Linked DNA regions of Homo sapiens: region 1 is linked to region 2. A link is a loop called in an ENCODE intact Hi-C map of the cell type or tissue named here. Cell type or tissue: lower leg skin. All regions are shown on one strand. Each heading gives the region's core, and the rest is flanking DNA. Links, peaks and the distances in the headings are about the cores only. Region 1 has its middle 58 kb from the start of CDC25A. Region 2 has its middle 47 kb from the start of MAP4.

Region 1 (16,389 bases), core at 5,253-10,252, 66 kb before region 2:
ACTCCTGACCATGTGATCCGCCCTCACAAAGTGCTGGGATGACAGGCATGAGCTACCGCGCCCGGCCTCCTTAATCAAGCTTTCAATTAGAGCTAAATGTGTATAGATCTCCTCACCCACCCAGATTCAGGCCAGGACACAGCCTGGTATTCTCTTTGGCCTTGCAGAGCCTTTGAACACTCTTTTTAGCTGGAGACTCTCCCACTCTGAGTCCTGCCTCCCCTAAACAGAAGCCAGACCTCCACTTTCCCAGCCTCTGTATAGCTGGGGTAGCAGCTGTGCCCTAAGCCCTGCGCCATTGTTGGAGCTAAGAACCCAGACGGACATTGGCGTCATTCAGTTGCTATACCTTGTTCTGGGCAGGCTCCTAGAACATGGAGCTGTCAGAACTGCCTCTGCCTCCCAGAATCCCAGAAAGAAAGATGGCAGCCACAAAAACAAGTACTTCTTATAGGGCATCAAGGAAAAGGCTACAATGAGGGGAGGTGTCCAGTGTTCGGGAAACATCAGTTGTGGAGACTTGCAGGGAGGGGCCCCGTCTTACTCATTTATTAATTATCCCGTCCGTCTGGCAATGAGGTGTCCCATTAAATGAACTGAATTTAACATCAGGAGACTTGAATTTGAGTCTGGTTGTGCAACTTTTTAGTTGGTACCTTGGGTGAATCACCACATCCCAAAGTCTCTGTTTTGTATTATATATATAACACCTGTAGCCTTTCCTATGCTGAGGACTACAGGTACACACCAGCATGCTCAGCTACCTAAAAAAATTATATATCTGGGGCTGGGCACGGTCCCTCATGCCTGTAATCCCAGCACTTTGGGAGGCCAAGGCAGGTGGATCACGCGGTCAGGAGATTGAGACGATCCTGGTCAACATGGTGAAACCCTGTCTCTACCAAAAATACAAAAATTAAGCGGGCGTGGTGGCAGGCGTCTGTAGTCCCAACTACTCGGGAGGCTGAGGCAGGAGAATGGCCTGAACCTGGGAGATGGAGGTTGCAGTGAGCCAAGATCACGCCACAGCACTCCAGCCTGGCAACGGAGCGAGACTCTGTCTCAAAAAAAAAAAAAATATGTATATATATATATATATATGAGATAGATATATAACTATATGATAGATATATAAATATATATATGATAGACATATAAATATATATAAATATAGATACCTATTATAGATATCTATTTTTTTTTTGAGAGGAAGTTTCACTCTTGTCTCCCAGGCTGGAGTGTGGTGGCACAATCTTGGCCCACTGCAGCCTCTACCTCCCAGGTTCAAGCAGTTCTCCTGCCTCAGCCTCCCAAGTAGCTGGGATTACAGGTGCCCGCCACCATGCCTGGCTAATTTTTGTATTTTTAGTAGAGACGGTGTTTCTCTATTTCACCATTTTGGCCAGGCTGGTCTCTAACTCCTGGCCTCATGTGATCCACCTGCCTCAGCCTCCCAAAGTGTTGGTATTATGGGCATGAGCCACTGTTCCCGGCCATAAATTTTTACTTTTATTTTTTTCTAGTGCATTTCACAGTTTGTGGCACACTGTTGGCACTTTAAGTTTCTGTTGAATGGATGAATGAACAAACCAATGAATGAAAGAATGAATAGTAGACACTCAGGAAATGTTTTATGAAAAATAAAACGTGTACCAGGTGTGGTGGCTCATGCCTGTAATCCCAGCACTTTGGGAGGCCAAGGCAGGCAGATCACCTGAGGTCAGGAGTTTGAGACCAGCCTGGTCAACATAGTGAAACCTCGTCTCTACTAAAAATACAAAAATTAGCAGGATGTGGTGGTGCATGCCTGTAATCTCAGCTACTCAGGAAGCCGAGGCAGGAGAATCGCTTGAATCCAGGAGACAGAGGTTGCAGTGAGTCAAGATCACACCACTGCATTCCAGCCTGGGGTACAGAGCAAGACTCCATCTGAAAAAAAAAAGAAAAGAAAAGAAAATAGAAAAAAAAAAAAAAGAGCCTGAGGTCCCTGCTGCCCCAGGAACACAACCAGATATTTGGATTCTGAAGCCAGAACCTCCTCCACCAAATGGCATGGGCTATGATTTAAGCCCAGAAACTGCCTGGACATGGGAGAGGGTCATTGAAGCTGGAGAGAGAAACTGGCTCCTGGCTTGGAGCAAAGGGTTATGGATAGGCAGCCTTTGCTCTATGGACTCTTTCAGGCCCTTGCAAATGACTGTGTATTTAGAGAGAATACAGCTTTGACTGCCTTGCCATGTGGCAGATGAAAGGGCTCAGAAGGGGAACAAGAACAATACTTTCCCAGACAGCAGCTAGGATGTGCCTGAGATATGAGAAGCAGAGTCTAGGCGTTTTAGACACGAAGTCTGCCAAGCCAGGGGAGCAAAAGAGCAGCAAAGAATCGGGTGGTTTGTGGTAGAAGGCTAGTGCTGGGTCCTGAGTTTGCTACGGACTAGCTGTACACACAGAGAGGACACTAGTTTTGGACCAGACAGTGCCTCCTCCATGAGAACATCCCAGGCCTAGTGATGCTCAGGATTGATGAAAAGCCCCAGGATTTTCAAGAGATCTGGGTCAATCCTGTTTTCATTCTCTTCCCTACTGGCTGCTTTGAGAAGTTTAATTTAACTGAGGGCAAAATCCTCTAATCGCCTGCTCTAAATCAAGGCATAACATTTGGGGTAATGTAGGGGAGGGAAATGACAATGGGTGAGGTGAGGCTATGGGATGGCAGGGCCTGTGAGAGGTCTGAGTTTGATCTCAACTGGTGAGCTGCTGGTGGGAGGCTGGGGGCTCCTGTTAGTCTTTTGGAATTATCTCTTGTCTCATACCTCCAACAGAGTGGGCTGCACTCACTGCAGAGTGGGAAGGGGTGGGTTGGTAAATTAGGATTTACTCTTTTTTTTTATTTGAGACAGTCTCACTCTGTCACCCAGGCTAGAGTGTAGCGGCAGGATCTCGGCTCACTGCAACCTCTGCCTCCCAGATTCAAGCAATTATCTGCCTCAGCCTCCCAAGTAGCTGGGACTACAGGGGCCGCCACCACACCTGGCTAATTTTTGTATTTTTAGTAGAGACGGAGTTTCACCATCTTGGCCAGGCTGGTCTTGAACTCCTGACCTTATGATCCACCGGCCTTGGCCTCCCAAAGTGCTGGGATTACAGGCATGAGCCACCATGCCTGGCCAGGATTTACTCTTAAAAATAGCACTTAAAGAGGCTGGGCACAGTGGCTCATGCCTGTAATCCCAGCACTTTGGGAGGCCGAGGCGGGTGGATCACCTGAGGTCAGTAGTTTGAGACCAGCCTGCCCAACATGGAGAAACACTGTCTCTACTAAAACTACAAAATTAGCTGGGCATGGTGGCACATGCCTGTAATCCCAGCTACTCAGGAGGCTGAGGCAGGAGAGTTGCTTGAACCCCAGAGGCGGAGGTTGTAGTGAGCCAAGATTGCACCATTCCACTCCAGCCTGGGCAACAAGAGCAAAACTCCTTCTCAAAAAACAAAACAAAACAAAAAAACATTTAAAGGCTGGGTGCAGTGGCTCACGCCTGTAATACCAGCACTTTGGGAGGCCAAGGTGGGCGCATCACTTGAGGTCAGGAGTCCGAGACCAGCCTGGCCAATATGGTGAAACCCTGCCTCTACTAAAAATGCAAAGAATTAGCCAGCCGTAGTGGTGTGCACCTGTGGTCCCAGCTACTTGGGAGGCTGAGGCAGGAGAATTGCTTGAACCTGGAGGTGGAGGTTGCAGTGAGCTGAGATCACACCACTGCACTCCAACCTGGGCAACAAGAGCAAAACTATGTCTCAAAATAATAATAATAGTAATAATAATAATAGGCCGGGCACGGTGGCTCATGCCTGTAATCCTAGCACTTTGGGAGGCCGAGGCAGGCGGATTGCTTGAGCTCAGGAGTTCAAGACCAGCCAGGGCAACACAGTGAAACCCTCCCTCTACTAAAATGCAAAACATCAGCTGGGCATGGTGGTGTGTGCCTGTAGTCCCAGCTACTCCAGAGGCTGAGGCAGGAGAATCACTTGAACCCGAGAGGCAGAGGTTGCAGTGAGCTGAGATTATGCCATTGCACTCCAGCCTGGGCAACAGAGCAAGACTCCATCTCAAAAATAAAAAATAGGCCAGGCACAGTGGCTCACGCCTGTAATCCCAGCACTTTGGGAGGCTGAGGCAGGCAGATCACCTGAGGGAGTTTGAGACCAGCCTGACCAACATGGAGAAACCTCGTCTCTATTAAAAATACAAAATTAGGCCGGGTGCGGTGGCTCACGCCTGTAATCCCAGCTACTTGGGAGGCTGAGGCAGGAGAATTGCTTGAACCCGGGAGGCAGAGGTTGCAGTGAGCCAAGATCTCGCCATTGCACTCCAGCCTGAGCAACAAGAGCGAAACTCCGTCTCAAGGAAAAAAAAAAATACAAAATTAGCCAGGCATGTTGGTGCATGCCTGTAATCCCAGCTACTCAGGAGGCTGAGGCAGGAGAATCCCTTGAACCCAGGGGGCAGAAGTTGCGGTTATCCGAGATCATGCCATTGCACTCCAGCCTGGGTAACAAGAGTGAAACTCCATCTCAAAAAAATAAAATAAAATAAAAAAGCACAATGCTCCCACAAAAGCTTGTACATGAATGGTCGTAGCAGCTTTACTCATAAAACTAGAAACAGGCCGGGTACGGTGGCTCACACCTGTAATCCCAGTACTTTGGGAGGCTGAGGTGGGCAGATCGCTTGAGCCCAGGAGTTTAAGACAAGCCTGGGCAACATGAGGAAACCCTGTCTTTACTAAAAATACAAAAATTAGCTGGGCATGTGGCATGTGCTATAGTCCCAGCTACGTGGGAGGCTGAGGCAGGAGGGTCACTTGAGCCTGGGAGACAGAGGCTACAGTGAGCTGAGATCATGCCACTGCCCTCCAGCCTGAGTGACAAAGAGAGTCTCTGCCTCAAAATAAAATAAAATAAAAAGGCCAGGCGTGGTGGCTCATGCCTGTAATCCCAGCACTTTGGGAGGCCGAGGTGGGCAGATCACGAGGTCAGGAGTTAATAGTGAAACCCCATCTCCACTAAAAACAAAATACAAAAATTAGCCAGGCGTGGTGGCGCGTGCTTGTAACCCCAGCTACTATGGAGGCTGAGGCAGGAGAATTGCTTGAACCCAGGAGGCGGAGGTTGCTGTGAGCCGAGATTGCACCACTGCACTCCAGCCTGGGCGACACAGCGAGACTCCGTCTCAAAAAAAAAAAAAAACTGGGGAAAAATACCCTGGAAACAGCTCAAATGTCACTGGTGAGTGAATAAACTGTGGTACATCCATGCAATGGGAAGTTACTCAGCAGTAGAAAGGAGTGAGCTACTGATGACATACTGATACTGATGCATGGATGAACCTCTCTGAAAAATGCCAGACACAACAGCCCACACCTTGTATGAGTCCATATATGTGACATTCCTAGAAATGGTGAAACATAGAGCCAGAATGCAGAATAGGGGTTGCCTGCAGTTTGGAGTGGACATGAGAGTTGACTGCAAATGGGCCAGAGGGAAGTTTTTAGGATAATGGGAATGTTCTAAAACTGGATTTTGGTGATGGTTATACAACCCTCTACATTTACTAAAACTCATTAAACTGTACATTGAAAATGGGTGAATTTTATGGTACGTAAATTATATATCAATAAAGCTATTAAGAAAAACTACCGACCGGGGGCAGTGGCTCATGCTTGTAATCCCAACACTTTGGGAGGCCAAGCCAGGTGGATCACAAGGTCAAGAGATCGAGACCATCCTGGCCAACATGGTAAAACCCCATCTCTACTAAAAATACAAAAATTAGCTGGGCGTGGTGGCACATGCCTGTAGTCCCAGCTACTCGGGAGGCTGAGGCAGGAGAATCGCTTGAACCAGGGAGGAAGAGGTTGTAGTGAGCCGAGATCATGCCATTGCACTCTAGCCTGGCGACAGAGCAAGACTGTTTTAAAACAAAAAACAAAACAAAAAAAAAACAAAGACAAACACAAAAAACAACACCTGCACTTTGGGAGGCTGAGGAGAGCGGATTGCCTGAGGTCAGGAGTTCTAGACCAGTCTGAACAACATAGTGAAACCCTGCCTGTACTAAAAATACAAAATTAGCTGGGTGTGGTGGCACACGTCTGTAATTCCAGCTACTCGGGAGGCTGAGACAGGAGAATTACTTGAAACCAGGAGGCAGAGGTTGCAGTGAGCCAAGATCGTGCCATTGCACTCCAGCCTGGGCAACAAGAGTGAAACTCCTTCTCAAAAAAACAAAAAACTGGCTGGGCGCAGTGGCTCATGCCTGTAATCCCAGCACTTTGGGAGGCCGAGGCAGGTGGATCACCTGAGGTCAGGTGTTCGAGACCAGCCTCAACGTGGAGAAACCCCGTCTCTACTACAAATACAAAATTAGCCGGGCGTGGTGGTGCATGCCTGTAATCCCAGCTACTTGGGAGGCTGAGGCAGGAGAAGTGCTTGAACCTGGGAGGCAGAGGTTGCGGTGAGCCAAGATCATGCCATTGCACTCCAGCCTAGGCAACAAGAGTGAAACTCCGTCTCAAAAAAAAAAAACAAAAAACTACCTGGGGCCGGCGCAATGCCTCACACCTGTAATCCCTACACTTTGGGAGGCCAAGGCAGAGGGATCACTTGAGGTCAGGAGTTTCTAAGGCAATGGTTCTCAAAGTGTGGCTCCTGGAGCAGCCGCAGCAGCAGGCCCGGGAGCCTGTTAGAAATGCAAACCTCAGGATCTGAATCGGAGGCTTTGGTGGTGGTGAGGCCCCGCGATCTGCGCTTTAATAACCCTCCAGTGGTTCTGAAGTCTGAGAATCCTGGTGTAATGGAAAGGTGAAGGAGAGCGGAAGGTCATCTCAGGTGCACCTACTGTGCATAGCCACCTGACATGCCCCAAGTCGAATCACCTTCACAGCAACCCAATGAGTCCATATTATAGGCCCCATTCTATAGACAAGGAAACTAAGGCTCCAGGAGACTGGGAGACTTGCCAGTTACTAAGGAGGCAGAGCTGGAATCAAACCGCCACGTTTCTGATTCAAAACCTGTCCCCTCTACTATCCCAGAGGGTCTTGTGAACGTGAGCAAGTGAAACTCAAAGTGCCTGGAAGTCCAGGGAGGGGACAGGAGAATGAGAATAAATACAGCTCCTTCAGGTTCTATCTTGGAACAAAGTGTGGGTATAAAGAAATAAACACTCACCGTGGCCCAGTGTTTTCCTCAAGGCTGAGCAGTGGCCCTTGTTTAAGGCTATATTGTTTATTCCTGGGGGATGAGGGGGTGGGGTAATTAGAACTAGCTGCTTGGACAGAAGCCCAGAAGGTCCCAGCTCAGTTCCTTGGGAGCCTGGAATGTGAAGGGTTGGGGACACAGCAAGGAACTCAGAGATCCTGGCCAGAGAGCATAAGGGCTGCTGGAGCCCTGGGAGGGTGGGCCTGTGGTTTATACATGCACGGATGACATAATGTCTGCCTGGCCTGCCCCTCCCACTCCAAGTGGCCCTGCCCTGGCTTTGCCCTGGCGTTCAGGGGTGGGCTTCATCCCAGAGCTACTCAGGAAACTGAGGCCAATCAGCTGGGGCCTCCCTGCGTAAGCCCAGGGCTGCCAGAATCTTGGACCGCCCACGGCCACGCACATGGGGTCACTTCCTTTCATCATTCAGCACTAGCTGCTGCTGTCTGTTGGCCTTGTGTGGACTTTCCAGCAGTTCCCATCGCCTGCTTTTCCCACCACGATCATCTCATTGTTCACTGTCAGACTTGGCCAAACACAGAGACTCTTTTAACCCAACTATTCAGAATGTGCAGAGAAGGGAAGGGATTTACCCTAGGAGAAGGGCAGGGGCAAAACCAGAATCTAGAAGCCCCAGCCAAGTTGCTATTTAATAATAATTTTCCCTATCATTCACGTAGTTTCATCCTTGTTATCTTCCTTGACCCTCTCAGTAACTTTGTGGACGGAGGGTTTATGACTGTTTTATTTATAGATGAGCAACTTGGGGTTTATAGAGCTTAACCAACTTGCTCAAGATCACCCATTAGTAAGTGACAAAGCCAGTGCTTACAACCAGATGCCCTGGCCTCAAATTACTTGCTCAGGCTTCATTCCTGATGATATGAACAACAGCCACAGTGGCCAGGAGTCCAGGAGGAGCCTTAGAGGAATCATGTTAGGTGCAGCCCCCTTGGATTCTATCTTGGAAGAAAGTGTGGGCATTTCTCTTGTTCATTGGCTGAACAAGGTCCTCTCCAATGACTTTCCCATCTAAATTGGGCAAGCTAGTCCCCAGCTTGAGCAAGTGACCTGAGCGAGAATGGATTCTTCCTGCTGAGAACAGGGCTAGGTGATTGTGTGTGACCTGCCTCCAAGGGCCATGCTCCGCCTCTCAGCAATCTGTTCTGTCCACTATTTTCTTTTCCATGTTTCTTTGCGTATTGTAGGTGACAAAACCCACAGTCTGTCATGGCCAACTTATGTCCCCCTCCAATAGAACTAAAATATGATGATGATGATCGATCCTGATTCCACTTATCAAGGGCACATTGGGTTCTGGTACCATCATACATCACCTGAAGGCCTTGCAGCTCATCAGTGAAGGAACCATGACTGGAACCCAGTACAGCATGACTTTGGGTAATACTTTTTTTTTTTTTGAGAAGGAGTCTCATTTTGTCATCCAGGTTGGAGTGCAGTGGCACGATCTCAGCTCACTGCAACCTCTGCCTCCGGGGTTCAAGCCATTCTCCTGCCTCAGCCTCCCAAGTAGCTCAGATTACAGGCATCTGCCACCACGCCTGGCTAATTTTTGTATTTTTAGTAGAGTCGGGGTTTCACCATGTTGGCCGGCCTGGTCTCGAACTCCTGACCTCAGGTGATCTGCCTGCCTTGGCCTCCCAAAGTGCTAGGATTACAGGCATGAGCCACTGCGCCCAGCCTTCTGTCTCCTATTTCTAAGGAAGGTCGCTGAGCACAAATATGGGTCTTGGGTATGGGCAGGTATATAACCTGGCTGCTGCATGGTGCCTTGTGGCTTCTCAGCCAAGTTCTCTGAGCCAGGAACTTCCATATATAAACCAGTTAAACATACCCCTGGGCAGGGTTTTTCTCACCTGGGTGCCCCAGAGAGAGAAATCAGGCTGCACACCCCTCTGCTGATTGCTTGGGATTCCCCACTGACATCAGTGCTGATCTCTGGGCAGGTTCTGGGGTGGTGATGCATGCCAGGAGAAATGCTTGGAGGTGGCTTTCACCCAGATTGTTTGGACAGGGAGGGGAGTAGCCTGTTGTAATGCAGAAGGTAGATGTGTGCTCCTAGCTATGGTCTCATGTGCCCTGAGTTCGTCTCTTCTTTTTTTCTTTTTTTCTTTTTTTTGAGACAGAGTCACACAGGCTAGAGTGCAGTGGCGGGATCTCGGCTCACTGCAACCTCCACCTCCCAGGTTCAAGTCATTCTCCTGCCTCAGCCTCCCAAGTAGCTGGGATTACAGGCATGCGCCACCAAGCCCAGGTAAGTTTTGTATTTTCAGTAGACACTGGGTTTCACTACACTGGCCAGGCTGTTCTCAAACTCCTGGCCTCAGGTGATCTGCCTGCCTCAGCCTCCCAAAGTGGTGAGAGTACAGGCACGAGCCACCGCACCCAGCCCTGAGCTCATCTCTTCTGACCCACTTGCCCCTTGTGCTGGACGTTCCAGGCCAAGAAAGGGTGCTGACCAAAGGCCATAGGCCTTCTCTCTCCCTTTTTTTTTTTTTGAGATGAGGTCTTGCTATGATTTTTTGTTTGTTTGTTTTTTTGTTTTTTTGAGATGGAGTTTCACTCTTGTTGCCCACGCTGGAGTGCAATGGCGCAATCTTGGCTCACTGCAACCTCCACCTCCCAGGTTCAAGCGATTCTCCTGCCTCAGCCTCCTGAGCAGCTGGGATTACAGGTGCCCACCACCAAGTCTGGCTAATTTTTGTATTTTTAGTAGAGATGGGGTTTCACATGTTGGCCAGGCTGGTCTTGAATTCTTGAGCTCAGGTGATCCGCCCACCTCAGTCTCCCAAAGTATTAGGATTATAGGCGTGAGCCACCATGCCCGGCCAAGGGGTCTTGCTATGTTGCCCAGGCTGGTCCTGAACTCCTGGATTCATGGAATTGGCCTGCCTCAGCCCCCCAAAGTGCTGGGATTACAGGTGTGAGCCACTGTTCCAGGCCTACTTATCTTTTTTTTTTTTTTGAGACAGGGTCTTGCTCTATCACCCAGTCTGGAGTGCAGTGGTACAATCATGGCTCCCTGTAGCCTCGAACTCCTGGTCTCAAGTGATCCTCCTGCCTCAGCCTCCCCAGTAGCTGGGGCTACATGTGCATGCCACCAATCCTGGCTAATTAAAAAAAAAATTTTTGTTTCCTTAAAGATGGGACCTCGTTTGGTCTCAAACTCCTGGCCTTCAGTGATCTTCCCATCTGTGCCTCCCATAGCGCTGGGATTACAGGTGTGAGCCACCATGCCCAGCCTACCAAAATTTTAGAGAAGTGAACAAAAAGTATTGAGAGGGCTTAATGCTTGCATTTAAACGCTAACACTGAGGGACTCCAGAAAGACAAGCTGGCACTTCAAAAAGTGCCACTCTTTACTTCTTTGAAACCCTACCCCCTACTGAGTCTTAGACAGGATGAGGTCTGTTGGGTAATGTGATTTGATTCATTTACTTAGCACACGTGTGGGTCTCTCTTATGATGAGCATCAGGTACAGGGTTACTAATATTATTTGCTTTGCTTAATAAAGGAATAATTTATATACAGTGAAAGGTAATATGTATACAACTCAATTAATTTTAACTACATATATATTAATTTTTTTTTTTTTGAGATGGAGTCTCACTGTATCACCCAGGCTGGAGTGCAGTGGTGCGATCTCAGCTCACTGCAACCTCCACCTCCCAGGTTTAAGCGGTTTTCCTGCCTCAGCCTCCCAAGTAGGTGGGATTACAGGCATGCACTACCAATCCTGGCTAATTTTTGTATTTTTAGTAGAGACGGGGTTTCACCATGTTGGCCAGCCTGGTCTCAAACTCCTGACCTCAGGTGATCCTCCCACCTCAGCCCCCCAAAGTGCTAGGATTATAGGCGTGAGCCACCTTGCCCAGCCTTAACTACATATACATTAATTTTAACCACTACACTCTGTAGGTGTTTACACCGTAGACATTAGTGCCAATTGCCTGGGATTTCCCACTGACATCATTGCTGTTCTCTGGTTCTGGGGAGATGTGTAGTACCTAGATAAAGAAAGTTCAATGGCCAGGTGCATGGTGGCAAACACCTGTAATCCCAGCTACTTGGGAGGCTGAGGCAGAAGAATCGCTTGAACCAAGGACGCGGAGGTTGCAGTGAGCCAAGATCGCACCATTGCACTCCCACCTGGGCAACAAGAGTGAAAGTCCATTTAAAAAAAAAAAAAAGGGTCGGGCGCAGTGGCTCACACCTGTAATGCCAGCACTTTGGGAGGCCAAGGCAGGCGGATCACCTGAGGTCGGGAGTTTGAGACCAACCTGACCAACATGGAGAAATCCTGTTTTTACTAAAATACAAAAAATCAGCTGGGCGTGGTGGTGTGCACCTGTAATCCCAGCTACTCAGGAGGCTGAGGCAGGACAATTGCTTGAACCTGGGAGGCTGAGGTTGTGGTGAGCCGAATCGCACCATTGCACTCCAGCCTGGGCAACGAGAGCGAAACTCCATCTCAAAAAAAAAAAAAAAAGAAGAAGCAGAGAGGTAAACAGGCCCATATAGGGTAAGCACATTCAGAGAAGTAGGGGCAGAAAGTGGGAGAAGACCCCAACAATGTTGAAGGACATTTGAATGGGGAAATGAGCAAACAAAGTTTACATGTACAATCTCCAGCGCACTTTAGCCGCCCCACAGAGCTCACAGAGTTCTTGTGGGACAGTCCACACCCATCTGAAAAGCTGTATGCCAACACCAAGTGGCATTAGAAAGGTCTCACCATCTGCAGGGCAGAGACAGTATCTGCTGCTATGGTCAGTGGGGGGTCTCCCCAGGCCTCAGCTCTCCTGCGTGGCTTCTGATGCCTGCTGAGCACCATACCAGGCGCATTTAACCTTCTGTGTATACACCCAGCCCCACACTATGGGCCTAATAAAAGCTCTGAAATAATGCAGCTCAGATGCCACCCCCAGGAGGCCTTCCCTGACTCTCTTGGGGGAAAAGGGCTCATGTCCTCTTGCTATGTGCTTGCCAGACAGTGAGCACCCCCTGCCCTGGTCTGAGCCACTTCAGATTTCTCAACAGCAGGCAGCACTGGGTCTTGCCTTGGTTCTTGGTTTTGCTGCCAGAAGCCCACAGTCCCTTGGATACATGGCACTAGGGCAGGACTGCTGGATCCCCACAGAAAGCTGGATCCCTTGGAGTCCCACTCAGCTGAAGAGCCCCTGAGTTCTGAGCAGATAAACCTTCTTGCCCTCATGGTCTGTGGTGATTTAAAATATGCCTGCAAATTCTCTGCTATTTCCCCTTTCCAAGGTGGAGGCTGATTCCCTTTCCCTTGAAAGTGGGTCAGACTTAAATGACTCGCTTCTAGTGCACAGAATGTAGCAGAAGTGATGCTATAGAAGTGACTTCAAAGGCTTGGCTGTGAAGAGGTTACAGCTCCCTCCTACATCCTGACTCTTGGATCACTCACTACATGCTTCAGCCTCCCATGTAGCTGGGACCGCAGGTGCATGCCTCCATGCCCACCACTCACTCTAGAGGAAGTCAATCTCCACATCATAAGGACCCTGAAGCAGCCCTGTGGAGGAGCCCACCTGGTGAAGAAGCGGGATCTCCTGCCAAAGCCAGCATCAACTTGCCAGCCCTGTGAGTAAGCGACCTTGAAAGGGAATCCCCTGGCCTCAGCCAAGCCCTCAGATGATGCAGCCCTATCCAAATGCGATTGAAATTCTTGAGATTTCAAGCCAGAACCGCCCAGCCAAGCCATTCCCAAATTCCTGATCTGCAGAAACTGTGAGAGATAATCAATGTTTATTGTTGTAGTAAGCCGCGAAGATTTGAGGTAATTTGTTGTGAGGCAATGAATAACTAAGATTTTCCTTCTGCCCATTGTCCCTCTCCAAGCTCCCTACACTCCAGCCAAACTGAACCACTGACCAAAGCAACAAATTTTAGGCCCGGTGCGGTGGCTCATGCCTGTAATCCCAGCACTTTGGGAGGCTGAGGTGGGCAGATTACCTGACGTCAGGGGTTCAAGACCAGTTGGCTAACATGGAGAAACCCCATTTCTACTAAAAATACAAAAAAATAGCTGGGCGTGGTGGCGCATGCCTGTAATCCCAGCTACTCAGGAGGCTGAGGCAGGAGAATCGCTTGAACCCGGGAGGCAGAGGTTGCAGTGAGCCGAGATCATGCCATTGCACCCCAGCTTGGGCAACAAGAGTAAAACTCTGTCTCAGAAAAAAAAAAAAAAAAAAGCAACACATTTTTACTGAGTGCCTTGTGTATGCCAGGCCAGGCCAGGCCAGGCCAGATGCTGGGGAGGTAGTAGTGAGCCAGCTATACCAACATGGCCTCACAAGTTTAAAGAGTCACATAATCAGGCTGGGCACGGTGGCTCACGCCTGTAATCCCAGCACTTTGGGAGGCCGAGGCGGGTGGATCACGAGGTCAGGAGATCGAGACCATCCTGGCTAACACGGTGAAACCCCGTCTCTACTAAAAATATAAAAAATTAGCTGGGCGTAGTGGCAGGCGCCTGTAGTCCCAGCTACTCGGGAGGCTGAGGCAGGAGAATGGTGTGAACCCCGGAGGCGGAGCTTGCAGTGAGCCGAGATTGCGCCACTGCATTCCAGCCTGGGTGACAGAGCCAGACTCCGTCTAAAAAAAAAAAAAAAAAAAAAAAAAAAAGAGTCACATAATCCAAACGTTTGCAGAGCCTACTTTGGCTCACACTGTGCCCTCTAACCAGAAAGCCCATCTCAGCTTGTCCATTAACTTTTTTTTTTTTTTTTGAGACAGAGTCTCACTCTGTTGCCCAGGTTGGAGTATAGTGGTGCTATCTCAGCTCACTGCAACCTCTGTCTCCCAGGTTCAAGTGATTCTTATGCCTCAGCCTCCCAAATAGCTGGGATTACAAGCGTGCACCACCACATCTGGCTAATTTTTGTATTTTTAGTAAAGATGGGGTTTCACCATGTTGGCCAGGTTGGTCTCGAACTCCTGACCTCAGGTGATCTACCCACCTTGGCCTCCCAAAGTGCTGGGATTACAGGCGTGAGCCACTGCACACAGCTATTCCTTACATTTAAAAATTGTCCTTTCTCCTTCAATAGTGAACACAGATGTTGCCTCCTCCATGAAATCTTTTCCGACTGCCCTTTGTAAATTATTTTTCTCATCTCTGAACTTTTATAATGCTTTATCTTAATCTTAGTTGGACCACTTAACATCTTCTTCCTTGTATTATGATTATTTATATATGTAGCTCCCTCTTAGTGGCCATCGGGGGTTAGGATGCCTTATTCATATCTGTGTGCCTCACACAACTAGCATACAGAGTGTCGTGTGCATAGTTAGCATTCAAGAAATGTATGCCAGGTGCGGTGGCTCACGCCTGTAATTTCAACAGGATTGCTCAAGCTCAGGAGTTTGAAACCAGCGTGAGCAACATGGGGAAACCTTGTCTCTACAAAAAATTTTTAAAATTAGCTTGGGATGGTGGTGTGTGCCTGTAGTCCCAGCTACTTGGGAAGCTAAGGCAGGAGGACTGCTTGAGTTCGGGAGGTCAAGGCTGCAGTAAAGCTGTGATCATGCCACTGCACTCTAGCCTGGGAGACTGGAGTGAGGAGTGAGGCCCTGTCTCAAAAAAAAAAAAAAAAAAAGAAAGAAAGAAAGAAAAGAAATGTACATTCTGCAAATGAACATATGAATGACATGACCGTAATATTAACAGAGAAGCTAAATGCTGAAAGATAAAAATGAGGCAGGGTGCAGTGGCTCACGCCTGTAATCCCAGCACTTTGGAAGGCCGAGGCAGGCAGATCACTTGAGATCAGGAGTTCCAGACCAGCCTGTCCAACATGGTGAAACCCCATCTCTACTAAAAAAATACAAAAAAATTAGCCAGGCATGGTGGCACGCACCTGTAATCCTAGCTACTCAGGAGGCTGAGGCATGAGAGTTGCTTGAACTGGGAGGTGGAGGTTGCAGTGAGCCGAGATCACTGCACTCCAGCCTGGGTGACAAAGTGAGATTCAGTCTCCAAAAAAAAAAAAAAAAAAAAAATCACACACACACACACAAAAACAAGAGGAAAATGAATGCAATGCTGTGCAGGCTGGAGGGGGAGGAGAGTGCGTTCCCCCGGGAGAACAGGAAAGATATATGCCTCAGCTTCTTGACTCCATGTTTTTGAGGGAGCCTGGAAGGCCCTCCTCTGCCTTGTCCCGCCACCAGCAACAATTCGCCCCCAGGTGAAATATCAGGATGTTCTCAGTGAATGAGGGAGTCTGGGAACTCCTACTGTTCCCTAAGAAGCAGCAAATGCCACCTCTTTCTCTCTTGCTGTCCCAGGCTGCTGAGCACAACCCACCCCATTGCCCTCGCCTCCCCATCTGTGCACCAGCACCCCCTGGACAGGCTCCCCCCAGTAGCAGTGTGTTTTACTCTGCTCTATCAGCTCTTCAGGGCCTGTGTGGAGTCTAGCAGTGGGGATCATGGTGTATATTTATATATTATTTTATTTTATTATTTTATTTTTTGAGACAGTCTTGTTCTGTCACCCAGACTGAGTGCAGTGGTACGATCACAGCTCACTGCAGCCTCAAACTTCTGGTCTCAGGCGATCCTCTTGCTTTAGCCTCCCATGTAGCTGGGACCACAGGTGCATGTCACCATGCCCAGTAAATTTTTGTATTTTTTGTAGAGACAGGGTTTCATCATATTGCCCAGGCTTGTCTCAAACTCCTGCGATCAAGCGGTCCTCCCACCTCGTTCTCTCAAAGTACTGGGATTACAGGTGTGAGCCACTGAGCATTTTGTTTTGTTTTGTTTTGTTTTTTTGAGACGGAGTTTCGCTCTTGTTGCCCAGGCTGGAGTGCAATGGCACAATCTCTGGCTCACCGCAACCTCTGCCTCCTGGGTTCAAGCGATTCTCCCGCCTCAGCCTCCTGAGTAGCTGGGATTACAGGCACCACACCCAGCTAATTTTGTATTTTTAGTAGAGACGAGTTTTCTCCATGTTGGTCAGGGTGGTCTCGAACTCCCGACCTCAGGTGATCCGCCTGCCTCGGCCTCCCAAAGTGCTGGGATTACAGGCGTGAGCCACCGCGCCTGGTGCCACTGAGCATTTTTAAAAGTCAGTG
Region 2 (16,389 bases), core at 4,152-9,151:
TGGCCCTCAGATTTCTTCTTGAGTAAACTCAAGCTTACTTATTTTCCTTTCCCTCTTATTCACTAAGTTACAGAGACATGGGGGTAACAAACCATTTGCAGTTAAAGGGCAGTATCTGACCCATTTGTTTGTTATATTTTTGTCTGCCCTTTATTACGAGACATGGAGAAATGCTTTTTAAAAGCACACTGTACTTCAAAAAGGGGTAGTTCCTTTTTACTTCATTTTATTTATTTTTTTGAGACAAGGTCCCACTCTGTCACCCAGGCTGGAGTGCAGTGGTGTGATCACTGCTCCCTGTAGCCTTGACCTCCCAGGCTCCAGTGATCCTCCTGCCTTAGCCTACCAAGTTGATAGGACTACAGGCGCTCACCACCATATGGACCTGGACCTGGCTAAGTTTTTGCTTTTTTTTTTTTTTTTCCTGTAGAGACGAGATCTCACTATGTTGCCCAGGCTGGTCTCTTAACTCCTGGCCTCAAGTGATCCTCCTGTCTCTGCCTCCCAAAGTGCTGGGATTACAGGTGTGAGCCACCACACCTGGCCCACAGTTCCCTTTTAATAAGAAAATACTAAAAATTTTTTTAAAAGAATGTATTGGTGGGTCCACACTTCCAACCTGTTCTACAAAAACACAAAATAGGGCCAGGTACAGTGGTTTACACCTGGAATCCCAGCACTTCGGATACCAAGGATGGGAGGATTGCTTGAGGCCAGGAGTTCAAGACCAGCCTAAGCAGCATAGTGAGACCCCATTTGTACAAAAAGTAAAAAATTAAAAAAAACTCAGAACAGATAAAGAAGATGAAATTACCACAAAGAAAGCAAAAAAGGCCAAGAGTAAAATTAAAATTGAAGAAGATGGAGAAGAAGGAAAAGTAGTAGTGGTAGAAGAAGAGGTCTCTGTGAAGAAGAAGAAGGATAAAAAGAAACCGTGGTTGGGCATGGTGGCTCACACTTGTAATCCCAGCACTTTGGGAGGCTGAGGTGGGAGGATCACTTGAGGCCAGGAGTTCAAAACAAGCCTGGTTAAGTAGCACCTGAGGAGGGAGAAAAAAAAAGAAAAAAGAGACTATCCTGGCCAACATAGCAAGACCCCATCTCTGAAAAAAAAAAAGTTAAAAAAAATTATCTAGCCATGGTGGTGTCTGTAGTCCCAGCTACTCAGCAGGCTAAGGCAGGAGGCTTACTTGAGCCCAGGAGTTTGAGGTTACAGTGAGCTATGATCGTGCCACTACATTCTAGCCTGGGTAATGGAGTGAGACCCTGTCTCAGAAAAAAAATTTTTTTTCACTAATATTGCTAGTTTAATAGGTTAAAAAAAGGGATAATCTCACACTTTTAATCACATCTGATTTTCTTAAAACAATAACATCAGTATTGCATGGTCATATATCTGATAATTAAAGGTAAGTTTGGGTCACCGATAATGAGGTTCTCTGATATAGCCAGTTGCTTTAGTACTCAACCAATTTAGTATGTTCCATTTTAGCAAGTTCTCTTGGGCTGAGTATATTTTAAGAGTGTCAGTGGCTACCCAGACAGTTGTTCTTTATCAAGCTAAAATAAGATAACAATAATAGGGACAAAAAAATGTTTGAAAGATATTCTGAATAACTTTGTGTGCTCAGTATAGCTGAGACTTGCTGAGATGCTTCAGAGGCAAACCAGTCAGCCTATTTCATCAGCCAGAGGTGGGGTGCCTTTCAACAGTGTGTTGTCTAAAAGTCTAAGGTAGACTTGCCCAAATTAACAAACTTTGCAATTATCAGTGACAGGCAACTATAGTATGGCAGTAATAGCACTGGACTGAGTGTCAAAAGACCAAGGTTCAGGTTTCATCTGTACCACATAATAACTGTGAGGTCTGGGGCAGATCAGTCTATCTGTTTCCTTATTTATAAAATCAAGGTTGTGAGAATTAAGGGCTTCGTGACTGGGATGGGTGACCTTCAGAATGCTAGTAAGACACTGTCTAGTGATACAAATCAGAAAATAATTTTTGTGTATATGGAATTGGTGAAGCATTGATGTTTTCAATGGAAATTACATTCCCTGTAAGTTTCATTGGGTTATATAGATGGCAAATTGGCTGTGAAATATGAAACTCATGGACTTACTGGAACCACTTTGAGTCCCAGAATAATTCTGCCTTCTCCTAAGGTCATTTACTAAGTTGTAGCTGAGTCAGAATTTGAACTTTAATCTCTAGCATTCTTTCTACTGTGTTCAATTTAATACCACGGATATTTATATACCTTCTAGGTGCATACACTGTGGTAAGTGCTGTAGGTGATTTTTTAAAAAGTAAAATAGAAGAAACAATACACACTGACTTTAAAACACTGACTTTATTATTAAAAGTGTCATGATACACACTGTAAATGCTATACATATTGTGCATAGGTATGAATGACTAAGTGGATTTAAATGAATGTCTTAGGAGCCTGGCATGGTGAACTGTACCCATAGTCCCAGCTTCTTTGAGACGGACGCTCTGTTGCCCAGGCTGGAGTGCAGTGGTGCGATCTTGGCTCACTGCAACCTCCACTTCCTGGGTTCAAGCGATTCTCCTGCCTCTGCCTTCCGAGTAGCTGGGATTACAGGCGCCTGCCACCACACCTGGCTAATTTTTTGTATTTTTAGTAGAGATGGGATTTCACCGTGTTGGCCGGGCTGGTCTGGAACTCCTCGTGATCCGCCCGCCTTGGCCTCCCTAAGGGCTGGGATTACAGGCGTGAGCCACCACACCTGGCCAGTCCCAGCTTCTTGAGAAGCAGAGGCGGGAGAATCACTTGAGCCTTGGAGTTCAAGTACAACCTGGACAACATAGTGAGATCCTACCTCTAAAATATAAATAAATAAAATAAATGCCTTAAGGAGATCATGGTGCTTTGTTGAATTGACTCACAGCCAAGGATTCAGTTAATTTTCATTAGTTTTTAATTAGTAGAGCTGGATGTTTATTACTTAAATATTCCTTTTTTTTTTTTTTTTTTTGAGACAGAATCTTGCTCTGTTACCCAGGTTGGAGTGCAGTGGCACGATCTTGGCTCATTGCAGCCTCTGCCTCCTGGGCTCAAATGATCTTCCCACCTCAGCCTCCTGAGTAGCTGGGATTACAGGTGTGTGGCACCATGCCTGGCTAATTTTTGTATTTTTTGTATAGATGGGGTTTCACCATGTTGTCCAGGCTAGTCTTGAACTCCTGAGCTCAAGTGATCTGCCTACCTCAGCCTCCCAAAGTGCTGGGATTACAGGTATGAGCCATCACACCTGGTCCTTAAATATTATTTAAAATAGTTTTTAAAAAAATGCTTCTCTGGGCCAGTTGCAGTGGCTCACGCCTGTAATCCCAGCACTTTGGGAGGCCAAGGCAGGTGGATTGCTTGAGGCCAGGAGTTCAAAACCAGCCTTGCCAACAGGGCAAAACCCCATCTCTACTAAAAATACAGAAATCAGCCGGCCATGGTGGTGCATGCCTATAATCCCAGCTACTCGGGAGGCTAAGGCAGGAGAATCGCTTGAACCCAGGAAGCAGAGGTTGCAGTGAGCCGAGATTGTGCCACCGCACTCCAGCCTGGGTGGCAGAGTGAGACTCTGTCTGGGGATTTAAAAAAAAAAAAAAAAAAGGTTTCTCTTGTTAACTTTGAGACAGTAACGGGGAGGTGGTATTATTCAGGTAGTCAGAAGCATAAATGCCCAGACCGCCTCTATATTTTTAAACCTAAGAAAGTGAAACCCCTGTCTCTACAAAACATGTAAAAATTAGCTGTGCACTGTGGCTTGTGCCTGTAGTCCTAGCTACTCTGGGAGGCTCAGGTGGTAGAATTACATGAGCCCAGCAGATAGAGGCTGCAGTAAGCCATGATTGCACCACTGCAATCCAGCTTGGCGCAATCACGCCAAAAAAAATTTAAAAATATAAATGAAAATACAGGGGAACATAATATTCCAGACCTTTAGTATTGTGTTGAGGTTTTTTTTTCCCCTCTACTGTAAAATGAGAGTGTTCAGTTTTAAGAGGCACATTTTCGGAGCATGGATAGAGTCTTTCCAGGAGAAAACAGTCTGTCTGGTGATGGAGTAATTAAAATGATTTGAGACATTATTTAAGGAATTAGAGGCTGGGCGCGGTGGCTCACGCTTGTGATCTCAGCACTTTGGGAGGCTAAGGTGGGCGGATTACCAGGTCAGAAGATCGAGACCATCCTGGCTAGCATGGTGAAACCCCATCTCTACTGAAAATACAAAAAATTAGCCGGGCGTGGTGATGGGCGCTTGTGGTCCCAGCTGCTCAGGAGGCTGAGGCAGGAGAATGGTGTGAACCTGGGAGGCGGAGCTTGCAGTGAGCCGAGATCGTACCACTGCTCTCCAGCCTGGGCGACAGAGCGAGACTCCGTCTCAAAAAAAAAAAAAAAAAAAAAAAAAAAAAAAAAAAAGGAATTAGAGATGTTTCATTTAGAGAATAAAGAGGTGGGGACAGCTATTTTCAAATACAGTTGTCCCTCGGTATTCATGGGAGATTGGTTCTCAGACCTCCTGCAGATAAGAAAATCTGAGGATGATAAGGTCCCATATATAAAATGATGTACCTCTGCATGTCCTGCGATATACTTGGCGCACGCCTGTAATCCCAGCTACTTAGGAGGTTCAGGCACGAGAATCACTTGAACCCGGGTAGCAGAGGTTGCAGTGAGCGGAGATTGCGCCTCTGCACTCCAGCCTGGGAGGCAGAGTGAAACTGTGTCTCAAAAAATAAAATAAAATAAAAAATATATATATGTGATGGCTGAATCCAAGGATGTGGAACCTGTGGCTTTGGAGGGCTAACTATATATCAAAGATCTGGCAAGTGGAATAGGCATTAGATTTAGTATTTTGTTGCTTTGACAAAAGAACAAGGACCATCAAGTAGAAGTTAAAGAGAAAAATGGAATGTAACTTTCTTATAAGATAGTGAGTTTCCTCATGTTAAAGTAAGATACTGAGTTTAACTTATGTTAAAACAGAGCCAGGGTATTTAGAGATACTGGGGAGGAAGTTAAGTTGAATGACCTTTAATGTTTTTGTAAATAAATGGTTCTTAATTTCATGAGTATATATCCCCTTGAGAATCTAACCAACAGCAAAGACCCTGTCCCCAGAAAACTTCTACGGATATACTATATAGGTATATATTTTCTTTCATCCTTGAAAACTACTTTTTTGGGGGGCATAGTATTGTATGTTTGTTTGTATGTTTATTAGTATTGCATTTTATTTTCTTTCAGTTTATTGAATTTATCGTTTCTTTTTTTGTTGTTTTTGTAGAGATGGGGTCTTACTATGTTGCCCATGCTTGTCTCAAACTCCTGGACTCAAGCAATCCTCCCACCTCAGCCTTCCAAAGTGCTGGAATTACAGGTGTGAGCCACCCTGTCCAGCCTTGAACTTATCATTCCATTATCTTCTGGCTTACATTGTTGCTTGAGAAGTTAGCCTTGGTGTTAATATCTGTCAGGTACTCTGTGGCATCACTAGTTTTTTATTTCCTCAAACTGCATGACTTGACAGTCATTGGCTTATCCAGATTATAAGAAACTAAGATGCCAGTGCATACAGGGATTCCTCGTGGCTATGATTTCTCAGGAATTTTTTATTCTTTTGATTTGCTCAACACCAAGGCAGGCTTCTATATAGTCCGCTAGGGATAGTGAAAAATTTGGGGCTTGGTTTAGATTGGAGAGGTATATGGTGGGGTGTCTTATAAGGCTTAACTTTGGGAGGGCCCAGGGCCTTGATTTCTGTCCCCCTTGCCTTGTGTGGCCTTTGAATTGAAAGCTTTGGATTAGGCCTTCATAGATTTTAGTGTGCATACAAATCACATGATCTTTTTATAAGGCAGATTCTGATTCTGAAGGTTTAGTGTGGGACCCAAGATTTTGCATTTCTGATCTATAAGGTGATGCTAATCCTGTTGGTCTACAGATGACACTTTAAGTTGTAAGGAGTTAGATTGCTATGTTTGAGATGTGAGTGGTATTAGTAATGTTAGTCATGGTTATGAGGTGGTACAGTAGTATATAAAGAATGAAGATCATTCCATTGTGCAGAGGTTCTTTTTTAAAATTAATAGACTTTTCTTTTTTTTAAGAGACAGTGTCTTGCTTTGTTACCCAAGTTGGAGTGCAGTGGCACGATCATAACTCACTGCAGCCTGGAACTTCTGGGTTCAAGCAGTCCTCCTGCCTCAGCCTCCACAGTAGATGGGACTACACGTGCACACTACCAAGGCTGGCAATTTTTTTTCTTTTTTTGTAGAGATGGGTACTTTCTATATAGTGGAGCTGAAAATTTTTCATTGCCTAGTGATGTAATGCTTGGCATAACACCTTAGTTTTTCTGTTTTTAGATATGTTTAGATACACAGATGCTTACCATTGTGTTACAACTGCCTGCAGTATTCAGTAGTTACATGCTGTACAGGTTTGTAGCCTAGGAGCAACAGATTATACCATATAGCCTAGATGTGTAGCAGGCTGTACCATCTAGGTTTGTTTAGTACACTCTATGACAGTTGCACAATGATGAAGTCACCTAACACATTTCTTAGAATGTATTCCCATTGTTAAGTGATGCATGACTGTCTAATTGTAACCACCCAACGGGGTCACCTTGCCCGCTGGCTCAACAGAACCTATTTATCAAGATGGGAATTACAGTAGAGAAAGAGTAATTCAAGCAGAACTGACTGTGTGGGAGACCAGAGTTTTATTATTACTTAAATCAGTCTGTCCGAGAATTTGTGAATTGGAGTTTTAAAGGATAATTTTGTGGGTAGGGGACCAGTGAGTCAGGAGTTCTGATTGATTGGGTTGGAGATGAAATCATAGGTAGTTGAAGCTGTCCTCTTGTGCTGAGTCAGTTCCTGGGTGGGGGCCACAAGACAAGATAGGCCAGTTTATATCAGTCTGGGTGGTGCCAGCTAATCCATTGAATATAGGGTCTGCAAAATATCTCAAACACGATCTTGGGTTTTACAATAATGATGTTATCCCCAGGAGTAATTTAGGGAGGTTTAGAATCTTGCAGCCTCTAGCTGCATGACTCCTAAACCATGATTTCTAATCTTGTTAGAATTTGTTAGTCCTGCAAAGGCAGTCTAGTCCCCAGCCAGGAAGGGGGTTTGTTCTGGGAAAACTAACCTAAACTGTAAACTAAGTTCCTCCCAAACAAAGTTAGTTTGGGCTAAGTCTAGGAATGAACAAGGACAGCTGGGAGGTTAGAAGCAGGATGGAGTTGGTTAGATCAGATCTCTTTCACTGTAATAATTGTCTCAGTTATAATTTTTGCAAAGATGGTTTCATAATAATATGTATATGGAATAGTTTCACTGCCCTAAAAATCCCCTGTACTCCACCTATTTATCCCTACTTCTTCCCCTTAACTACTGTAACCACTAATATCTTTCTGTCTTCATAGTTTTGCCTTTTTCACAATGTCGTATAGTTAGAATTATACAGTATATAGCCTTTCAGATTGGCTTTTTTTTCACCTAGCAATATGCATTTGAGGTTTCTCAATGTCTTTTTGTGGCTTGATGGCTCATTTCTTTTTATTGCTGAATAGTATTCCATTGTCTGGGTACACTACAATTTGCTTATCCATTCACCTATTAAAGGCATCCTAGTTGGTTCCAAGTTTTGGCAATTGTGAATAAAGCTACTATAAATGTCCACATGTAGGTTTTTGTGTTGACATGAGTTTTCATCTTTGGGTAAATATCAAGGAGTGCAATTGCTGGATTGTGTGGTGAGAGAGTATGTTTAGTATTGTAAGAACCTCCCAAACTGGGTATAACTTTTTTTTTTTTTTTTTAAGACACAGGTCTCGCTATGTTGTTCAGGCTAGACTCATCTCCTGGGCTCAAGCAATCCTCTTGGCTTAGCGTCCTGAGTAGCTGGGACTATAGGTGATTCCAGCTCACCTTGCTGGCTGTACCATTTTGCATTTCCACTAGCAATGAATGAGATTTCCTATTGTTTGACATCCTTGTCAGCACTTGGTGTTGTGCTTTGGATTTTGGCCATTCTGATACGGACACGGTGGCATCTCATTGTTGTCTTTTTTTTTTTTAATGAATTTGAAGTCTTTTTTTCTTATTAATAATTTCTTTTAACCACGGTTGTCAGAATTATTGTTGTCTTAATTGGCAATTCTCTGATGACATATGTTATTGAACATCTTTTCGTTCATATGCTTATTTGCCATTCGTATATCGTTGGTGAAGTGTCTGTTCAGATCTTTTGCCTATTTTTAAAATGGGGTTGTTCATTTTCTTTCTTTTTTTTTTTTTTGAGACAGAGTTTCACTCTTGTTGCCTAGGCTGGAGTGCAATGGCACGATCTTGGCTCACAACAACCTCCCGCCTCCCAGGTTCAAGTGATTCTCCTTCCTCAGCCTCCCGAGTAGCTGGGATTACAGGCATGTGCCACCACGCCTGGCTAATTTTTTGTATTTTTAGTAGAGATGGGGTTTCTTCATGTTGGTCAGGCTGGTCTCGAACTCCCAACCTCAGGTGATCTGCCCGCCTCAGCCTCCCAAAGTGCTGGGATTACAGGCGTGAACCACCACGCCCAGCCACATTGTTCATTTTCTTTTTTTTAATTTATTTTTAATTTTTTAAATTTTTTTATTTTTTAAACATTATTTTATTTTTAATTGACAGATAACAATTGTACATAGTCATGGGGTACATAGTGATGTTTTTTTTTTTTTTTTTTTTTTTATTGATCATTCTTGGGTGTTTCTCGCAGAAGGGGATTTGGCAGGGTCATAGGACAATAGTGGAGGGAAGGTCAGCAGATAAACAAGTGAACAAAGGTCTCTGGTTTTCCTAGGCAGAGGACCCTGCGGCCTTCCGCAGTGTTTGTGTCCCTGGGTACTTGAGATTAGGGAGTGGTGATGACTCTTAAGGAGCATGCTGCCTTCAAGCATCTGTTTAACAAAGCACATCTTGCTCCGCCCTTAATCCATTTAACCCTGAGTGGACACAGCACATGTTTCAGAGAGCACCGGGTTGGGGGTAAGGTCATAGATCAACAGCATCCCAAGGCAGAAGAATTTTTCTTAGTACAGAACAAAATGGAGTCTCCTATGCCCACTTCTCTCCACACAGACACAGCAACAATCTGATTTCTCCATCTTCTCCCCACATTTCCCCCCTTTCTACTCGACAAAACCGCCATCCTCATCATGGCCCGTTCCCAGTGAGCTGTTGGGTACACCTCCCAGACGGGGTGGCGGTCAGGCAGAGGGGCTCCTCACTTCCCAGAAGGGGCGGCTGGGCAGAGGTGCCCCCCACCTCCCGGACGGGGTGGCGGCCGGGCGGAGGCGCCCCCCACCTCCCGGACGGGGTGGCTGGCCGGGCGGGGGCTGCCCCCCACCTCCCTCCCGGATGGGGCGGCTGGCCGGGTGGGGGCTGCCCCCCACCTCCCTCCCGGACGGGGCGGCTGGCCGGGCGGGGGCTGCCCCCCACCTCCCGGACTGGGCGGCTGCCGGGTGGAGACGCTCCTCACTTCCCAGACGGGGCGGCTGCCGGGCAGAGGGGCTCCTCACATCCCAGACGATGGGCGGCCAGGCAGAGACGCTCCTCACTTCCCAGACGGGGTGGCGGCCGGGCAGAGGCTGCAATCTTGGCACTTTGGGAGGCCAAGGCAGGCGGCTGGGAGGTGGAGGTTGTAGCTAGCTGAGATCACGCCACTGCACTCCAGCCTGGGCAACATTGAGCACTGAGTGAACGAGACTCCATCTGCAATCCCGGCACCTCAGGAGGCCTAGGCTGGCAGATCACTCGCAGTTAGGAGCTGGAGACCAGCCCGGCCAACAGGCGAAACCCCGTCTCCACCAAAAAAATACGAAAACCGGTCAGGCGTGGCGGCGCGTGCCTGCAATCGCAGGCACTCGGCAGGCTGAGGGAGGAGAATCAGGCAGGGAGGTTGCAGTGAGCAGAGATGGCAGCAGTACAGTCCAGCTTCGGCTCGGCATCAGAGGGAGACCGTGGAAAGAGAGGGAGAGGGAGAGGGGGAGGGGGAGGGGGAGGTGTTCATTTTCATATTAAATTTTAAGAGCTCTTTGGGTCCAGGCGCGGTGGCTCACGCCTGTAATCCCAGCACTTTGGAAGGCCGAGGTGGGTGGATTACGAGGTCAGGAGATTGAAACCATCCTGGCTAATGTGGTAAAACCCCATCTCTACTAAAAATACAAAAAAATTAGCCGGGCGTGGTGGCGGGTACCTGTAGTCCCAGCTACTTGGGAGGCTGAGGCAGGAGAATGGCGTGTACTTGGGAGACGGAGCTTGCAGTGAGCCGAGATCGCACCACTGTCCTCCAGCCTGGGCGACAGTGAGACTCCGTCTCAAAAATAAAAAAAGTTATTTGTATATTTTGTTTCGTTTTTAATTTTTTATTTATTTTGAGATTGGGTTGTAAGACTGGCTACATTTTTTTTGTATTATTATTATTTTTTTTTTTGTAGAGACAGGGTTTCGACACGTTGCCCAGGCTGGTCTTGAACTCCTGGGCTCCTGTGATCCATCTCCCTCGGCCTCCCAAAGTGCTGGGATTATAGGCGTGAGCCACTGCGCCTGGCCTCTGTATATTTTGGATACCAGTTCTTTGTCAGAGATGTGTTTTGCAAATATTTTCTCCCAATCTGTTGAGTTTCTATTCTCTTAGCAGTGTATTTTGCAGATCAGAATTTTTAACTTCAGTAAAGTCCAGCTTATCAGTTTTTTCTTTCCTACATCATGTTTTTGGGGTTGTATCTAAGAAGTCATTGCCAAACCCTAGGTCACCTAGATTTTCTTCTATGTTATCCTCTAGGAGTTTTATAGTTTCGTATCTTACATTTAGGTCTATAATCCATTTTTTTTTAATGATCCATCAATCTTTTAATCTTCCACAGTTTTGGTGGGTTCTCTTGGACTTTATTCTGTAGCAGTTCATGACCATGTACCATTTACAGGCATGAGTGATAAACTTCATAGTGGCTGAGAAAGATCAACAGAATGAGTTGCCTTGTCCAAAGGAAATATGTCAGTGACATATGAGTGACTGAGTTTTTACTAATTGAGATTACATCCAGGTACCTTTTGGTGATGAAACTGTTTATTGTTTGTTGCAGAGTTCTACTGCAGACTAACAATTCCTGAACCCATTTAATAACCCATGTATATTAAATGTGATATGATTGGGATTTTAAAGGCCAGAGGTTTAAGAGAGAGATGTTCAAAAGTTTTTTTTTTTTTTTGAGACAGAGTCTCACTCTGTGGCCCAGGCCAGAGTGCAGTGGCACAATCTCAGCCCACTGCATCCTCCAGGTTCAAGCAATTCTCCTGCCTCAGCCTCCTGAGTTGCTGGGATTACAGGTGTGTACCACCAAGCCGGCTAATTTTTTGTATTTTAGTAGAGATGGGGTTTCACCATGTTGCCCCCAGGGTGGTCTCGAACTCCCGAGCTCAGGCAATCCGCCTGCCTCAGCATCCCAAAGTGCTAGGATTACAGGCGTGAGCCACCCGCTTCAGCCTCCCAAAATGCTAGGATTACAGGTGTGAGCCACTGCACCCAGCCCAAAAGTTGTTGAATTCTCAAATAATTAAGATTTCATGTGTTCATATGGACCATAAAGGATCAAAATAAGTATGGCTTGCCATTATTGTAATGTTGCTATCCTGAGTAGGTCTTTTTTTTTTTTTTTTTTTTTTTTTTGAGATGGAGTCTTGCTCTGTTGCCCAAGCTGGAGTGCAGTGGCACGATCTCGGCTCACTGTAACCTCCACCTCCCAGGCTCAAGTGATTCTCATGCCTCAGCCTCCCAGGTAGCTGGGACTACAGGCGCACGCCACCATGCCTGGCTAATTTTTTGTATTTTAGTAGAAACGGGGTTTCACCATGTTGCCCAGGGTGGTCTCGAACCACTGAGCTCAGGCAATCTCCCCACCTTGGCCTCCCAAAGTGTTGGGATTAAGGTGTGAGCCACTGTGCCTGGCCCTGATTGGGTTTTTATCATTATCTGTTCAGTTCATGTAGTTTTGGCTGTTAATTCTGTACTTGAATTATTCAATCACAAAGTGTTTTTACTGACTGCTGACTCTACTTTCACTTTCATTACTTAATGATGAAGGCTGTTTAAAATAATGTTGTAATGCCGGGCACGGTGGCTCACACCTGTAATCTCAGCACTTTGGGAGGCCAAGGAGGGCAGATCACCTGAGGTCAGGAGTTCAAGAGCAGCCTGGCCCACATGATGAAACCCATCTCTACTAAAAATACAAAAATTAGCCGGGCGTGGTGGTGCACGCCTGTAATCTCAGCTACTCGGAGGCTGAGGCAGGGAGAATCACTTGAACCCAGGAGGTGGAGGTTGCAGTGAGCCGAGATAGTGCCATTGCACTCCAGCCTGGGCGACAGAGCAAGACCTCATCTCAAAAATAAATAAAATAAAATAAAATAATATTGTATCTAGATTTTCAAATCAGGTGTTTATGCAGGAAAAGACAATTGTTTTATTGGTTTTAGAAAACCAACAAACCAAAGCAACAATAAAGATTCCTGTATACATTTTTTTCTTTAATTAATGAATTACTTGGGTCATTCTGGTAAAATAAGATGCTTTCTTGTTACCGAATGCCAGTTTTATCAGATGAAAAGGACTGTGTTCATAGATGATGGAGATAATCACCAGTTCTGATAGTTACTCTAAAAGATAAGACATAATCCTGTTCAGCCAGACCTAGTGAAAATCAGAAATACCGATGAAACTTGGACACGTAGAGTAAGATTTTTGGCTTAAAACACCTTTGCAAGTGGGTGGGTATGTGTAGTATTTATGTGTGCTACTTGGTTTCTAAAGACTCCCTACTATATGCTAATTTTTAAATTATGTACATGGTACTTTTTAAGCCTCGCAGGCTGGCCAGCCGGCCTACTGGCCTCCCTCCCTCTCTCCGTACAATAAATTAGCCAAAATAATGAGGTAATATCTAAGTCATTGTAGTCTAGGACTGAGTCATTTTTCTCTTTGAAAAAATTCCAGAATACTTTATATTTTCTTGAAGGTAACTTTTTTGCACTTGTTTTAAGGTATTGTTACTTTATTTACAGCCAACGAAATGGAACTGTTAGGTTTGTAAGCATCTTATATTTTTGAAGTGCTGATTGTATGTTCAATCTAATTCAATAAATATTTATTGTCTAATATGTTCTAGGCTTTGGTGTAGGTGCTTGGGATATAAGGATATGTAACTCATAGTTCAGCCTTAAGTCTAAATATTTAGTATATTTGTGTTTTTTAATTTAGTTTTTAAACACAGTTTTTTAAAATAATTTTGAGATAATTATAGATTTACATTCAATTGTAAGAAACAATAATACAGAGATATCCCTTGTACACTTTACCCAGTTTCCCCTGGTGGAAATTTCTTGCAGAATCATGGTACAATATCACAACCAGGGTATTGACATTGAAACAGTTAACAGTAAAGTGGTACAGCCACTCTGAAAAATAGTTCGGCAGTTTGCCTAGGAGTACAGTTGCTAGGCCATATGGTAGTCGCATGCTTACTTTTTTTTTTTTTTCTTTTTTTTCTTTTTTATTTATTTATTTATTTATTTTTTTATTGATAATTCTTGGGTGTTTCTCACAGAGGGGGATTTGGCAGGGTCATGGGACAATAGTGGAGGGAAGGTCAGCAGATAAACAAGTGAACAAAGGTCTCTGGTTTTCCTAGGCAGAGGACCCTGCGGCCTTCCGCAGTGTTTGTGTCCCTGGTTACTTGAGATTAGGGATTGGTGATGACTCTTAACGAGCATGCTGCCTTCAAGCATCTGTTTAACAAAGCACATCTTGCACCGCCCTTAATCCATTTAACTCTGAGTGGACACAGCACATGTTTCAGAGAGCACAGGGTTGGGGGTAAGGTCACAGATCAACAGGATCCCAAGGCAGAGGAATTTTTCTTAGTGCAGAACAAAATGAAAAGTCTCCCATGTCTACTTCCTTCCACACAGACACGGCAACCATCCGATCTCTCAATCTTTTCCCCACCTTTCCCGCCTTTCTATTCCACAAAGCCGCCATTGTCATCCTGGCCCGTTCTCAATGAGCTAGTGGGCACACCTCCCAGACGGGGTGGTGGCCGGGCAGAGGGGCTCCTCACTTCCCAGTAGGGGCGGCCGGGCAGAGGCGCCCCTCACCTCCCGGACGGGGCGGCTGGCCGGGCAGGGGGGCTGACCCCCCCCACCTCCCTCCCGGACGGGGCGGCTGGCCGGGCGGGGGGCTGAACCCCCCACCTCCCTCCCGGACGGGGCGGCTGGCCGGGCAGAGGCGCCCCTCACCTCCCGGACGGGGTGGCTGGCCGGGCAGGGGGGCTGACCCCCCCCCCACCTCCCTCCCGGACGGGTCGGCTGGCCGGGCGGGGGGCTGACCCCCCCACCTCCCTCCCGGACGGGGCGGCTGGCCGGGCAGAGGGGCTCCTCACTTCCCAGTAGGGGCGGCCGGGCAGAGGCGCCCCTCACCTCCCAGACGGGGCGGCTGGCCGGGCGGAGGGCTGACCCCCCCACCTCCCTCCCAGACAGGGCGGCTGGCCGGGCGGGGGGCTGACCCCCCCACCTCCCTCCCGGATGGGGCGGCTGGCGGGGCTGAGGGGCTCCTCACTTCCCAGTAGGGGCGGCCGGGCAGAGGCGCCCCTCACCTCCCAGACGGGGCGGCTGGCCGGGGGGAGGGCTGACCCCCCCCACCTCCCTCCCGGACGGGGCGGCTGGCCAGGCGGGGGGCTGACCCCCCCACCTCCCTCCCGGACGGGGCGGCTGGCCGGGTGGGGGGGCTGACCCCCCCATCTCCCTCCCGGACGGGGTGGCTGGCCGGGCTGAGGGGCTCCTCACTTCCCAGTAGGGGCGGCCGGGCAGAGGCGCCCCTCACCTCCCGGACGGGGCGGCTGGCCGGGCGGGGGGCTGACCCCCCCACCTCCCTCCCGGACGGCACGGCTGGCCAGGCGGGGGGCTGACCCCCCCACCTCCCTCCCGGACGGCATGGCTGGCGGGGCGGGGGGGCTGACCCCCCACCTCCCTCCCGGATGGGGCGGCTGGCCGGGCGGGGGGCTGACCCCCCCCCACCTCCCTCCCGGACGGGGTGGCTGCCGGGCGGAGACGCTCCTCACTTCCCAGATGGGGTGGCTGCTGGGCGGAGAGGCTCCTCACTTCTCAGACGGGGCAGCTGCCGGGCGGAGGGGCTCCTCACTTCTCAGACGGGGTGGTTGCCAGGCAGAGGGTCTCCTCACTTCTCAGACGGGGCGGCCGGGCAGAGACGCTCCTCACCTCCCAGACGGGGTCTCGGCCGGGCAGAGGCGCTCCTCACATCCCAGATGGGGCGGCGGGGCAGAGGCGCTCCCCACGTCTCAGACTATGGGCGGCCGGGCAGAGACGCTCCTCACTTCCTAGATGTGATGGCGGCTGGGAAGAGGCGCTCCTCACTTCCTAGATGGGATGGCGGCCGGGCGGAGACGCTCCTCACTTTCCAGACTGGGCAGCCAGGCAGAGGGGCTCCTCACATCCCAGACGATGGGCGGCCAGGCAGAGACACTCCTCACTTCCCAGACGGGGTGGCGGCCGGGCAGAGGCTGCAATCTCGGCACTTTGGGAGGCCAAGGCAGGCGGCTGGGAGGTGTAGGTTGTAGTGAGCCGAGATCACGCCACTGCACTCCAGCCTGGGCACCATTGAGCACTGAGTGAACGAGACTCCGTCTGCAATCCCGGCACCTCGGGAGGCCGAGGTTGGCGGATCACTCGCGGTTAGGGGCTGGAGACCGGCCCGGCCAACACAGCGAAACCCCGTCTCCACCAAAACCAATCAGGCGTGGCGGCGCGGGCCTGCAATCGCAGGCATTCGGCAGACTGAGGCAGGAGAATCAGGCAGGGAGGTTGCAGTGAGCCGAGATGGCAGCAGTACAGTCCAGCTTCGGCTCCGCATGAGAGGGAGACCATGGGGAGACGGAGACGGAGACGGAGACGGAGACGGAGACGGAGACGGAGAGGGAGAGGGAGAGGGAGACTTTTTAAAGAAACTGCCATTTGTATTGATATAATATGGTGGAGGCCCAGGTTCCCCACGTGGTCCCCGCTGATCTTGTTACTGGTCTGCAGGGATGAAATTCCTGGATACCCTACTTGGCTTTCTGTCTCCACCTTGGAAGGGGTATTGAGTGCTTAATTACAGCTTTGAGAGGTTGGAAATCTAGGCTCCCCACTTGGCCTTTGCTAGAACGGGTAGGTTTTAAACCACAGTATTTTCTTGGTGTTTGGCTGGGGTAGATTGGTTATTGTCTAAAACTTTTCTGTCTTGCTAGACTGCT

What was found. Hi-C counts contacts between places; a loop is a spot of excess contacts. Peaks named below come from ENCODE experiments on the same cell type or tissue, not always from the same donor. Only the 100,000 strongest peaks of a DNase experiment are listed, where the experiment ranks them.
Region 1: a loop joins it to region 2, with 2.2 times the contacts of the local background. A loop is called at or near these places in 1 of 110 quality-filtered maps.

Annotation. Positions count from the first base shown.
Region 1 is chr3:48,121,798-48,138,186 of GRCh38, reverse strand. No RefSeq gene overlaps it. Among named protein-coding and RNA genes, the nearest start is that of CDC25A, 58 kb to the left of the region's middle. RefSeq lists a silencer at 14,606-14,789. In lower leg skin, for the core only: no CTCF peak of the experiment used is centred there; a DNase peak (open chromatin) is centred at 7,540.
Region 2 is chr3:48,054,876-48,071,264 of GRCh38, reverse strand. It overlaps a transcript of MAP4 not described here. Among named protein-coding and RNA genes, the nearest start is that of MAP4, 47 kb to the right of the region's middle. RefSeq lists a silencer at 4,860-5,060. In lower leg skin, for the core only: no CTCF peak of the experiment used is centred there; no DNase peak of the experiment used is centred there.